3 separate regions of the Homo sapiens genome follow, and all the other regions are linked to region 3. The links are chromatin contacts, found by Hi-C or POLR2A ChIA-PET in ENCODE. All regions are on one chromosome and are shown on one strand. The core of a region is the stretch at or near the end of the contact, and the rest is flanking DNA. Distances in the headings are between cores, read along the strand shown.

Evidence for each region. A loop is a pair of places that touch in the nucleus more often than their neighbours do. ChIA-PET counts read pairs that join two places held with the same protein, here RNA polymerase II (POLR2A). Pooled maps may share reads with other maps.
Region 1: a map of PC-9 shows a loop between it and region 3 (4-fold over the local background). The contact joins the promoter of TOMM40L here to the promoter of ATF6 in region 3. A Hi-C loop is called at or near these places in 1 of 168 maps with a recorded cell type or tissue (PC-9) and 7 of 50 pooled maps. POLR2A ChIA-PET finds 5 or more read pairs at or near these places in 1 of 52 experiments (T-cell).
Region 2: a loop to region 3 is called in a map of Panc1, with 4 times the contacts of the local background. The contact joins the enhancer-like site here to the promoter of ATF6 in region 3. A Hi-C loop is called at or near these places in 2 of 168 maps with a recorded cell type or tissue (PC-3 and Panc1) and 8 of 50 pooled maps.

What each region holds. Positions count from the first base shown.
Region 1 is chr1:161,223,973-161,227,789 of GRCh38, forward strand. It overlaps TOMM40L (translocase of outer mitochondrial membrane 40 like), which reads left to right and starts at 2,088. Exons shown (of 10, transcript NM_032174.6): 1 at 2,088-2,164; 2 at 2,383-2,632; 3 at 2,916-2,983; 4 at 3,286-3,378; 5 at 3,664-3,765. The coding sequence starts at 2,518. It overlaps MIR5187 (microRNA 5187), which reads left to right and starts at 3,214; the gene lies at 3,214-3,289. RefSeq lists enhancers at 1,494-1,603, 2,064-2,133, 3,648-3,817.
Region 2 is chr1:162,390,660-162,394,457 of GRCh38, forward strand. No RefSeq gene overlaps it. Among named protein-coding and RNA genes, the nearest start is that of C1orf226, 11 kb to the left of the region's middle. RefSeq lists a silencer at 1,240-1,534. Within about 2 kb of position 1,457, at least 2 of the 41 ENCODE cell types and tissues checked have a DNase peak (open chromatin) inside an H3K27ac peak, as active enhancers do; they include Panc1, where a contact is called at or near this core.
Region 3 is chr1:161,764,979-161,768,341 of GRCh38, forward strand. ATF6 (activating transcription factor 6) reads left to right here and starts at 1,342. Exons shown (of 16, transcript NM_007348.4): 1 at 1,342-1,464. The coding sequence starts at 1,383. ATF6-DT (ATF6 divergent transcript) reads right to left here and starts at 1,169. Exons shown (of 3, transcript NR_187280.1): 1 at 852-1,169; 2 at 446-523. It overlaps LOC124904444 (a long non-coding RNA gene), which reads left to right and starts at 1,471. Exons shown (of 2, transcript XR_007066695.1): 1 at 1,471-1,828. RefSeq lists enhancers at 1,160-1,239, 1,270-1,349.

The sequences.
Region 1 (3,817 bases), core at 838-3,337, 540 kb before region 3:
TACCATGGAAAGCTCATGGTGTCTTTATTCCATTATGGGTAGATCTCATCTCTCAACCTTATCCCACTTTACTGCAACTTGGCAGAGAGATATTGGGGAGCAGAAGAAAGGAGAAAGGAATTGAAATCAGGGACAGGGTTGAGGGCTATGGGGGTTAGGGGAATGAGGGTCGGGTAAGAGGGCAAGTGTAAATGATCTTGTCCGTTTTTGAGTTAATGTGTAATGAGACGGGGAGAAAACAGGAGAGCCCAGAATGACCTGGATGCTGATCACTGAACATACCCTACCCCCAGTAAAACAAATTCAGAAAACAGCTTCCGCCCGTCCCCTCCCAATGGAGGGCTCTGGCAGGAAAAGAGGTGAATAAGAGGCTTCTACCAGGGTAAAGGTTGAAGGCACCTGGTCATTTGATCACCTTATCAGTTCTAGGCAGTGATTAGCCAATATTGAGTCAGCAGGGGCAATAGCCCTGGCCCTTGTCTCACTCCTGTTGGGGGTGGGGGAGGGGGAGAGGTACATTCCCAGGTTCAAAGCATTTGGGTGAAATCAGTTAAATAGATATCAGAAGCTTTTGTATCTTTCACCCTTTTGCCCCCCAAGCATACTCGCTGAGTATGTGGAACATTCCTGAGGGTGACAGTGGAGGCGCAAAGCTGATGAGGGAGGTAGTGACCAGAGACCAAGAAATCTTTGTTTTTTAACTTTTGTTTTAAATTCAGAAGTATATGTGCAGGTTTTTTTGTTTGTTTTCCTGAGACGGAGTTTTGCTCTTGTTGCTCAGGCTGGAGCGTAATGGCATGATCTCGGCTCACTGCAACCTCCACCTCCCGGGTTCAAGGATTCTCCTGCCTCAGCATCCCAAGTAGCTGGGATTACAGACATGCGCCACCACGCCCGGGTAATTTTGTACTTTTAGTAGAGACGGGGTTTCCCCATGTTGGTCAGGCTGGTCTTGAACTCCCGACCTCAGGTGATCTGCCCGCCTCGGCCTCCCAAAGTGCTAGGATTACAGGCATCAGCCACCGCCCCTGGCCTATATATGCAAGTTTGTTACACACGTAAACTTGTGTCATGGGGATTTGTTGTACAGATTATTTCATCACCCAGGTATTAAGCCTAATATCCATTAGTTATTTTTCCTGATCTTCTCCCTCCTCCCACCCTTCACCCTCCAAGACCAAGAACTCTTACTCCATTTTCAATTATTCCCCTGTGGAGCGCTTAGTGCTTGAGGTCAGCCCTTTGGCTTGTCCCTGGTCCTGGGATGGAGTGCCTTTGGGGGCCAGGCTCCATATTCCTAGATTTTATTTGCCAACTCTGCCTTGGGACTCAGGGAAGGAAGGGTTAAATACAGAAAGCAGCTGTTTCAGCGAATAGTTCTGCTAGAACTTACTCCTCTGCGCCAAACTCTCACACCCGTTTCCATTCCACCAAGTGGTCAAGAGCGGGGACTTCGAGAGATGTAGACCTCCAGAAGAGAAGGGTGGGTCCCTGTTCTAGGGAGTGCTGCGCTTAATGAGTAGTACTCATTTGGAGGTGTGCTGTGGAGGGCTGTGAGGAGGATTTCCCATGGGTTCTTTGGAGAGAAGGGAGCGATAGAAATGAACCAGGGTTCCAAAGAAGTCTTCATAATCGTTCTTTCTGCCACCCTTCACACTATGCCAGTCTACAAGCTGTAGTTCCACTTTTCTCATGGATGAAACTACATGGGTGGAAGGAGCTTCAGTGGCCCAAGCTACAAGATGCTCCCTCTAGTGTCTTGTACGCTCACAAGTTTTTTTCCGACCTTGGAGAGGCCTAGTGATCTAAAGCCTTCCACTTAAGTCTAAGGGGCCACCAATCAAGTCCTGCCCGCCTCTGCAGCTCCAGGGTTGAAGCTCTTGGGCCGTCAGACCTGCCACTCATTTTCTTCCTCCCTTCCCATTGGCCCATGGTAAATAGCGAGGCTTTTTTTTTTTTTTTTTTTTTTCATTGATTGGGCGGGGCCCAATCAGGGTTGGGTTGGGTCTTTGACAGCTTTCTTTGCCAGATTCAAAGATGGCGCTTACGGCCACGCTAAGAATGCAGCGTGAAGCTGCAGTTCTGCCATCACTCAAGATGGCTGCCCCCATCAAGATGACCGGGGTGTGCCGGGGGGAAAGGGGCAGCATGATGGTCTGAGATGGTAAGGGATACTGCACCATTGCGGGCCTGGTCTTGGGGCCTGGGAATGAAGAATAGAGAGGCTAGGGAGCTAGGTGAAGTCTGTGGTGGGGGCTAGGATCAGAGAAAGGGAGAGAGGACAAGGGTGACAAGTGGGGGTGAGAGATCAAAGATGGGGCGGGAGTGTGCCTAGGGTTGTCTCTCCATGAGTGCTCTCCTTCCCTACTCTTCCTGTTCCAGGTGTAGCGTCGGACCATGTGGAAGTTTCTGAGGCTGGGGAGCCGGATAATGGGGGGTGGGGCCCGTTGGGGGGTAAAGGGGCAATAGCGTCCTTTCACAGGCTAACCTCGGCTCTTCCCAGTCCTCTGGACTAAAATGGGGAACACATTGGGCCTGGCACCAATGGGGACTTTGCCCCGCCGGAGCCCCCGCCGAGAGGAACCCCTGCCCAACCCTGGGAGCTTCGATGAGCTGCACCGTCTATGCAAAGGTGAGAACTTGGCACTTGGGTGTCTCAGGATGAAGGGGCAGAGGAGTGGAGGGTCTTGAATGCCGGATGTCCGGCGATGGGAGCAGGAAAGGGGAGATCATAGCTGGGTCATGCAGCCTCAGGGAGGATCAGGTGCCCAAATGAAGTGGAGCATTTCATTGCAGGACTTGAAAGGAGGTTAATTCCTCCAAAGTGTTCCCTATGGGATTGAAAGGGGAGACTATCTTTTGGGGTAGGGGTTCTTTGTCTGTGCTTATTCCTTCCCTTCCCCTACCCCCTTCAGATGTATTCCCAGCACAGATGGAGGGAGTGAAGCTCGTTGTCAACAAGGTTCTGAGCAGCCATTTCCAGGTGCTCCCACTTCTCTGGCCCCTCCTTACTATTCCCCCTTTCCTGTCCCTGGATCATCTTCTCCTTTCCTTTGTACTCCAGCCCTAGCCAGTCTATGTGGGACAAATGAGGGAGGATGTGGGGTTCTCTTTACCTCCGTGCCTGTGGGACTTGTTGCTTTTAATCCGATGACCTTCTCTGTATATGTTGGAATATTTAGGATTCTTGAGAGGCCCTCTGGATGGGGAAAAGACTAAGGGTGGGATGAGGGATTGAAGTGGAGCAGGAATGCGCTTTTCTCCACTGAATCCTCTTTTCCTCAGGTGGCGCACACTATACACATGAGTGCCCTGGGCTTGCCGGGATATCACCTCCATGCGGCCTATGCAGGGGATTGGCAGCTCAGTCCCACTGAGGTGAGGGCTCCACACACCTGGGTCATCTCCCTAAAAACCAATCTGGGACCCAGGTCTGGAGGAAGAGGAATTGTGTGTGTTATGGGGAGGAATGGGCCGTAACCTGATTCTCTGTGTCTTTTCTGAATGAGAGAGGGTAGAGAAACATTTTCTGTGAAGAGCCCAGAGTGTGTCTTTGTGACTCCACCAGGGGGCGCTGTGCACTCTTAATGAAGTTCTATATTTGGGTTTAGGCTGAGTGGTGCCATCCGGCTCAGCCTTACTACTGTGTACACCCTTCCACAGGTGTTCCCCACTGTGGTAGGGGATATGGACAGCAGTGGCAGCCTGAACGCCCAGGTCTTGCTCCTCTTGGCAGAGCGGCTCCGAGCTAAGGCTGTCTTCCAGGTGACCACAGTTCCTGCCTCCATCCCCTGAGGCACTTCCTCTTTCTCCTCCA
Region 2 (3,798 bases), core at 207-2,706, 630 kb after region 3:
CCCCCAGGTCTCTGAGCTCAGGGGCAGGGACCATGCCATCTTCATCCCTGACTCCTCGGTTCCCAGCACAGTGTCTGGCATATTGCAGGAGCTCGATAAAGATGCACTTTGAATGGAACTAAACTCAGGAAACCTGCAGTTGAATTTGTGTGGAACAGACTAGACAGGCTCTGGGGTAGACCAGCAGGACTCTTTCAGCCCCTCTTCCTCAGGATCTCTATCCGCAGGCAGCCTCTGTACATGATCATCAACTCCACAGAGAAGGATTGAGGGTGGCCATTTTCGAAGTGGAAAGTGATTAATGGGCCAATGTGAAGCTCATTTATCTGCAGCCGGAGCCTTCATTAACTCTGTTCCTTGGACAGATGCCACCTTGCCACGGAGCTGGTAGAAGCAAGCACTTATATCCAGCATAATGCAAGAAGGGCTGTGCTTCAGTGCCAGGCACCTGCCTACCTCTGGGAGCTGCCTACAGGGCTCTGAGTTCCAATTCTTAACATTCTACTTCACTGTGTTAGGCTTGACTGTTAATTGGTGCTTTATCATTCTCTGAAGCTTCTATATACTCCAGGAATTGTGTTAATCAATTTATACACATGGTCTCATTTGTTTTTCTCATAGCCCTCCAAGGGAGGTCTTACTAAGCCCATTTTCCAGATACGGATGTTATTCTATTGTGCTTAAAGAGATTCACACACACGATCTCATGAATCCTATCTTGTGAGGGAGGTATTTCAGCCCCATGTTAGGAAGAGGTAAACTGAGACTGAGATGATGTCTAAGCCAATTCCCTGGGTCTTACAACTGAGAGGCAGAACTCTCTGGGAAGACCTAAGTCTTCAGGCCTGAGGAACAGCCACCCTCCCCTACTTCTCTATCTCCATCGCGCCAGTCTGATAAATAATTCCAGGAAACGTTCATGGCTCAGAAACATCTTTTTGAGTTAGATCTTCTCCAAGGAGTAATACAGTTTCATTAAACACTGCATATTCACATGGGATGGGAATTTAAAGACCCATTCCACAGTCCCCTCATTTTACAAAAGAGGAAACAACAAAGACTGCATTGTTAACATGTTAACCTGGGCTGGCGTCATCTCAGTGAAGCTCCACAGTAACTTTATGTGGTAAGTCATTATCCTCATTTTCTAGATGAAGCTGACCAGAGGCTTAGGGAGTCTTAGCAATTTGCCCATAGTCACTCTACCAGTAAGTGACAGAGCTAACAATAGTACCTCCTGAAAACATTCGTTCTTAAGGGTGTCGGTAAGAGCCTTCTCTGAATTGCAAGAATTTCGCCCTGCAGTAGGAGTGGCAAGAGCACCTATTACATCTCACATTGCAAACTCAGGGAAGCCTGGCTTAGAAACTAATCCTGTTATCGACACTGGAGATTAAGCATTCAATGGGGAAGTGAGTACTGTTTGGAGAATACTTGCTAAAGAAATATTTCAGGTCTAATAGCTACCATGGTACTCAGCAGGGCTTTACAAAAAAAGAGAGAGAGAAAGAAAAGGAAGGAAGGAAGGAAGGAAGGAAGGAAGGAAGGAAGGAAGGAAGGAAGGAAGGAAGGAAAGAAAGGAAAATAAAACCCTCAAGCAGTACTAGTTTTCTTGATGGCTGTCTGGCCTCTTGTGGCTGGCATCAGGTATTGCAGTTTCTGGTAACTGAAAGGAAGACTTCCATGACAAAACTAATAGTAATTTATGAGATAAATATTGTCTCCATTTTAGAGAGGCTTGTATCTTTCCTAAGATCACTTAACAAATATCATTTCAAGGGCAAAATAAAAGAGAGGACAGTTCTTAATTAGAAATTCCAGTAGGAGGGAAAAAATAGAAGAAATCTTTGAAAAATGAATGAGAATTCTCATTCATTCATTCATTCATTCATTCTATTCATTTAAATAGTAATAAAAGTAAAGAAAGATTAAAATCCCAAGAGCAAAATGGCCTATAAGGTTTCATATTTGATAGAGAAGAAAAAACTCACTATTAGACACATCACAGTGAAATTTAAGATCATGAAGACAGGCCATTTTTCAACTTTCCACGAAAAAGTTCAGCAGTGAAGGAGGATCAGATTGACATTAGACATCTCAGTAAGAAACCTACACATAAAGTGCTAGCAACTTAATATGTTTTATATCACTGAAGGAAAATAACTTTAAACCTACAATTCTATATTTAGCTCAACTATCATTTAAATTAATCTAAAATTAAAAAGACCGCAAAAGGTTTACCACTCAAAGACCATCTTTGATGAGAACACTTAAAATCTGCTCTCATAGCAATTTTCAAATATGCAAAATACTTTTGCAGAAAATATTCTGCCAAGAAGAGAAACTCAGGAGAGTGCTATGTGTTTTTTAAATTTACAAGAAGGATGACTAATTGACTCAGTAAAGTATACTGTTATTTAAATGATAAAGGACCCAAAAGAGTAAATAACAATTAAAATTTTAGATAATTTCAGAAAATCTGATGGGATTGGTGATGGTGACAGAAGAGAAATGAGAGCATGTTAAATTATAACAATTGATATATTTACAATGTTATAGAGAAAAATAAAAATACAGGGCCTAATAAGTTATGGGTAAACACTAAATTTTTTTAATAGAGCTTTCAAATTAACAGAGATAAATTTGATCTATTCAATGGAAAGCAGAAAAGGAGAAAAAAAGGAAAAAATGTATAGCAAATGGAAAGAATGTATAAGATGGCGGTATAAATTCCAATAGAACAAATTATAATAAACATGTGTTTTGAACTCACCAAACAAAAGGAGAGAATCTTAAATTGGAAAAAAAAAAAAGATCCAGCAATATTGTGTCCACAGAAGACAGAGATAAAAGGTGTAAAAACTTGAAAATGAAAGGACAGAAAATTACATACTAGGAAAGTATGAATAAAAGTTGAGATAGCAATTTTAATATGATGTAAAATATAAATAAAGGCAAAACTAATGAGAGACAAGGAGGAATACTTTATAAAATAAAGGAAATGAAGATGATAAAATAGTAATAAAAATATATACACATAAAAATATTAAAAAACAGTTAAAATAAAAATGGTAAAATAACAAAAACTAGTTAATATACTAACTATTATAATCAGAAAGTTAAATACTATTATATATAGAATTAAAAGATTTATCTTTCTCTGACGCTGATAGATCAAATAGATAAAATATGCAAATCTATGAAAATATTTGTTTTATATAATCTATAATCTTGAATACATTTGGGGAAGAGGTAAAGAGAACAAGCTTTAAAATGAATAGAAAGAGTAATTCAAACAAATGAAATATTCACAGAATGTTCACATATACCAGGTCAGCAAGGAAGCCTCAGAAATTGAAGTCAGGCTGTTATCCAACCTTAACGTGATATAGTTTGAAATCTATACTAAAATAACTAAAAATGTATGTTTGAAAACAATTATGAACTACTAAATAGTTTTTGGATTAAAGAAGATACTTTTACAAGAATTAAAAATACTTTGACCTAAACTGCAATAACCACTATTTGTGTTAAAATTTATGGGATACAGCTAAAATAGTACTTTGAGCTAAATTCATAACTATAAATATATTTATTAGAAAATAATAAGTATTGAAAACAAGTCAGATAAGCCCCCCTAAAATGAGGCTGGAAATCAAATAAATAGAGAATAACAATTTAAAAGCAGTAACAAAAAAGATGAACAAAACCAAAAGCTGGCTTTGAAAAGACTAATAAGATAGATAAAATCAATAAATATAAAAGAGTAAGATCCAAATAGACACAGTGTGAGAAAGG
Region 3 (3,363 bases), core at 92-2,591:
GCGATTCTCCTGCCTCAGCCTCCCGAGTAGCTGGGATTACAGCTACTTGCCCGCCACCACGCCTGGCTAACTTTTTGTATTTTTAGTGGAGACAGGGTTTCACTATGTTGGCCAGGCTGGTCTCGAACTCCTGACCTCGTGATCCGCCCGCCTCGGCCTCCCAAAGTGCTGGGATTACAGGCGTGAGCCACCGCGCCCGGCCTTATTTTAGTTTTTTATGTCAATTTTTGAATTTGTAATTGGGTGAGAATTAAAGTGTTATAAATTTCACCTTAAGTGAAAATTTATTAGTTTTCTAATGACAAAAGTAGTTACATCTGACGTAAGGGGATTTAATTATCTTTTTCTGGGCTTGCGTCCCGGAACGCTGCTGCATTATGTAATCTGTAGTAATATACCCACGAGCAGTTTGGAGGGTTCTGGGAAGCACATTTGTTTTGCTTACCTACCATGGGAAAGATTCCACGTGGTCCTAGAAGCATACGTATTCGTCGGTTACAGTATTTTAAATATTCACTGGCCGCTGAAATTTAAAATGGATGAAAAAGAAATTCTCTTAAGTAGCGTTCTTGAAACTGCTTTATCAAACTCAGTTCATATTTTCAGTTGGAGTTCGTGATGTATGTGATTTTCCTTTAAATAAAACCCGAATCTTTAGTAATACAAATATTGGGAACTTCGATTACTGTAGGTCTTAGGGTAGACTCGCTTGGACTTTGACTAAATACTATGCTTTAGAAATTTATCTTTAGGAGATAAATTTGGGGGGTTTATCTTTTTATATTTGCTTTGTTTCAATTTATTTAAATAAAAGTAGTCTTTCTAGAAGTATGTTTTATAGTACCACTTACCTCGGTTACTGTCCCAGTTAAGCAGTTTTCACGAATGTGGAAAAATAGTAGTGTTTTTCTTTCATACACGCGTATATGAAAAATTTTTACATTGATAGAGAATTATTCGTAAAAATTAAAGTAAATTTACTGTTAGTCTCTAATTTTGTTCTGAGATAGCCACGCTGTGGCATTAAGAAGGATAATCAAGGAATAAGCCATAATGTTCAGAAAGGGGCTTTACTTTTTATTTTTAATATTATTGATAAACTTTGTTTAGTCGAATTGATGTCTGCGTGTCTTCCCCCGCCTTCCCCATAAAACAGCGGGACAGAAAGTCCTGAAAACTCCAAAAGGGAAATATTTACTCAGAGGTCTATTCAAATTTGCTTAGTCTCTGACGTTTTCCTGTGTCGTACAAATCCCTCGTGCGGCAAAAGTAGTTTGTCTTTACTAGGCCACCGTCTCGTCAGCGTTACGGAGTATTTTGTCCGCCTGCCGCCGCCGTCCCAGATATTAATCACGGAGTTCCAGGGAGAAGGAACTTGTGAAATGGGGGAGCCGGCTGGGGTTGCCGGCACCATGGAGTCACCTTTTAGCCCGGGACTCTTTCACAGGCTGGATGAAGATTGGGGTGAGTGGGATCTGAGAATGTACCAGGGTGGCTCGGGTTCGCGTCTAAAGGTTTCTTCCTCCCTACTTCCGCCCACTCGTGGTGACAGGTGTGGACCAACCCTGCCTGGGGAGTGAGGCCCCTCGTCACTCCTGTTCGTGCCCCTGGAAGAGTCTGGGAGTATCGTTCGGCTTCTGTCCTGGCCACAGGGAGAGTAGAATATTGTCTAACTGGAGTTAACTGTCGTTTTTCACTATTCCCACTGGGGAAGTACCGGGTGATCTTTTTGTGTGGCTAACACTGGACGTCTTTAGGAGGTTTAGAGCAAAATGGCTGGGACCGCCAAAAAGGCTACAAGCTATTTCCTGAGTGTGAAATGTGGGCGGTGAGCACAATGGAGTGGGTTTTTGTGTGTTTGGTGTATATGAGAGAATGTGGTTATATACAAGAAATTCTAATCTTACAGCTTTTACTATTGGTTTAAGCCTGATGTCCGTCTTGGCAGAAAAGCAAAACACCCAAGCACCTGACCTCGGGTCCCTGCTTAGCTACACCTAATACTTATGGTGTAATCCTGACTGCTCTCCAGATACAGCTCTTAATTTTCTTGTTAATGGATATTTTGTTTGGTTTTGGTGGTCAGGAAGGGTGGAATGGGATGAAGTGGAAATGAGAATGAAGAAACTTTGTTATCTAAGTATTTAGAGGAGACTTTTATTCTCCTCTTGATTGCAAGATATAATAGTAATATTGTTCTTAGGTTCCAATATGAATTTGGGATTGTGTAGGTTCCCAAATGGGCCCGCTAGTGAGCCTACACCACTCATCAGCCTTGGAACTGGGGGGAACCCAGTTTATCTTTCTCCCTTGGATCAGCATTCTCAATAGCAGGAGTGGAAGGAATCTCAACTTTTTATTGAACAAAGTCATTTAATTGTTTCAAGGACAGATGTTCTCTAAAACTATATTCTATTGGAGATTTATTTTAATCCTTGGGTAGATTTTTTAAGAGTTGCTGGAAAACTTAAGATTTTTTATTCCCATTTTCCCAAGCCAAATGCATTAGTGACAGTAACCATTTATTTAGCTCTTTGTGTCAGGGACCCTGTTAAACTCTTGACATGAAGTATTTTGTTTAATCCTACCAACAGTCCAATGAGGTACTGTTTATTTTAGAGATGAGGAAACTGAGGCTAACAGAATTTGTGCTCAGATTCTTAGAGCTAGTTAGTGGCAGAAGAAGGATCAGACCAGGTTTTTCTACCTCCAAAGTCTGTACCCCTAGCATCTATTCTATAATGCTTTCCTAACTCATGTCTACAGATTTTATTCTTCCTAAGATCCCTGGTTATTAATAAGACTACTTGAATATATTGGGTAGTTATGATTTATTTTGTCAGCTAGTCAGCTATTATATTTTCATGACATTTCTTTTCTTTACCTCTTTTTTTGAGATGGAGTTTCGCTTTTGTTGCCCAGGCTAGAGTGTAATGGCGCAATCTTGGCTCACCGCAACCTCCGCCACTCGGGTTTGAGCGATTCTCCTGCCTCAGCCTCCCGAGTAGCTGGGATTACAGGCATGCACCACCACGCCCGGCTAATTTTGTATTTTTAGTAGAGACGAGGTTTCTCCATGTTGGTTAGGCTGGTCTGGAGCTCTGGACCTCAGGTGATCCGCCCACCTCGGCCTCCCAAAGTGCTGGGATTACGGGTGTGAGCCACTGTGCCCGGCCAGTGACATTTCTTAAAGTATAACTGTGGGACACTTCCTGGTAGCATAATTTTATGTCGTCTTCTGATACCCAGGCTGCATTTTCCAGACTTATCTGATCACTTGACTTAATGTTCTCTAACAGAGCATTCAGTTCTTTGTAGTCAGTTCACCGACTCACTTCTATCGGGTATCCTGCCCTGTCCCTC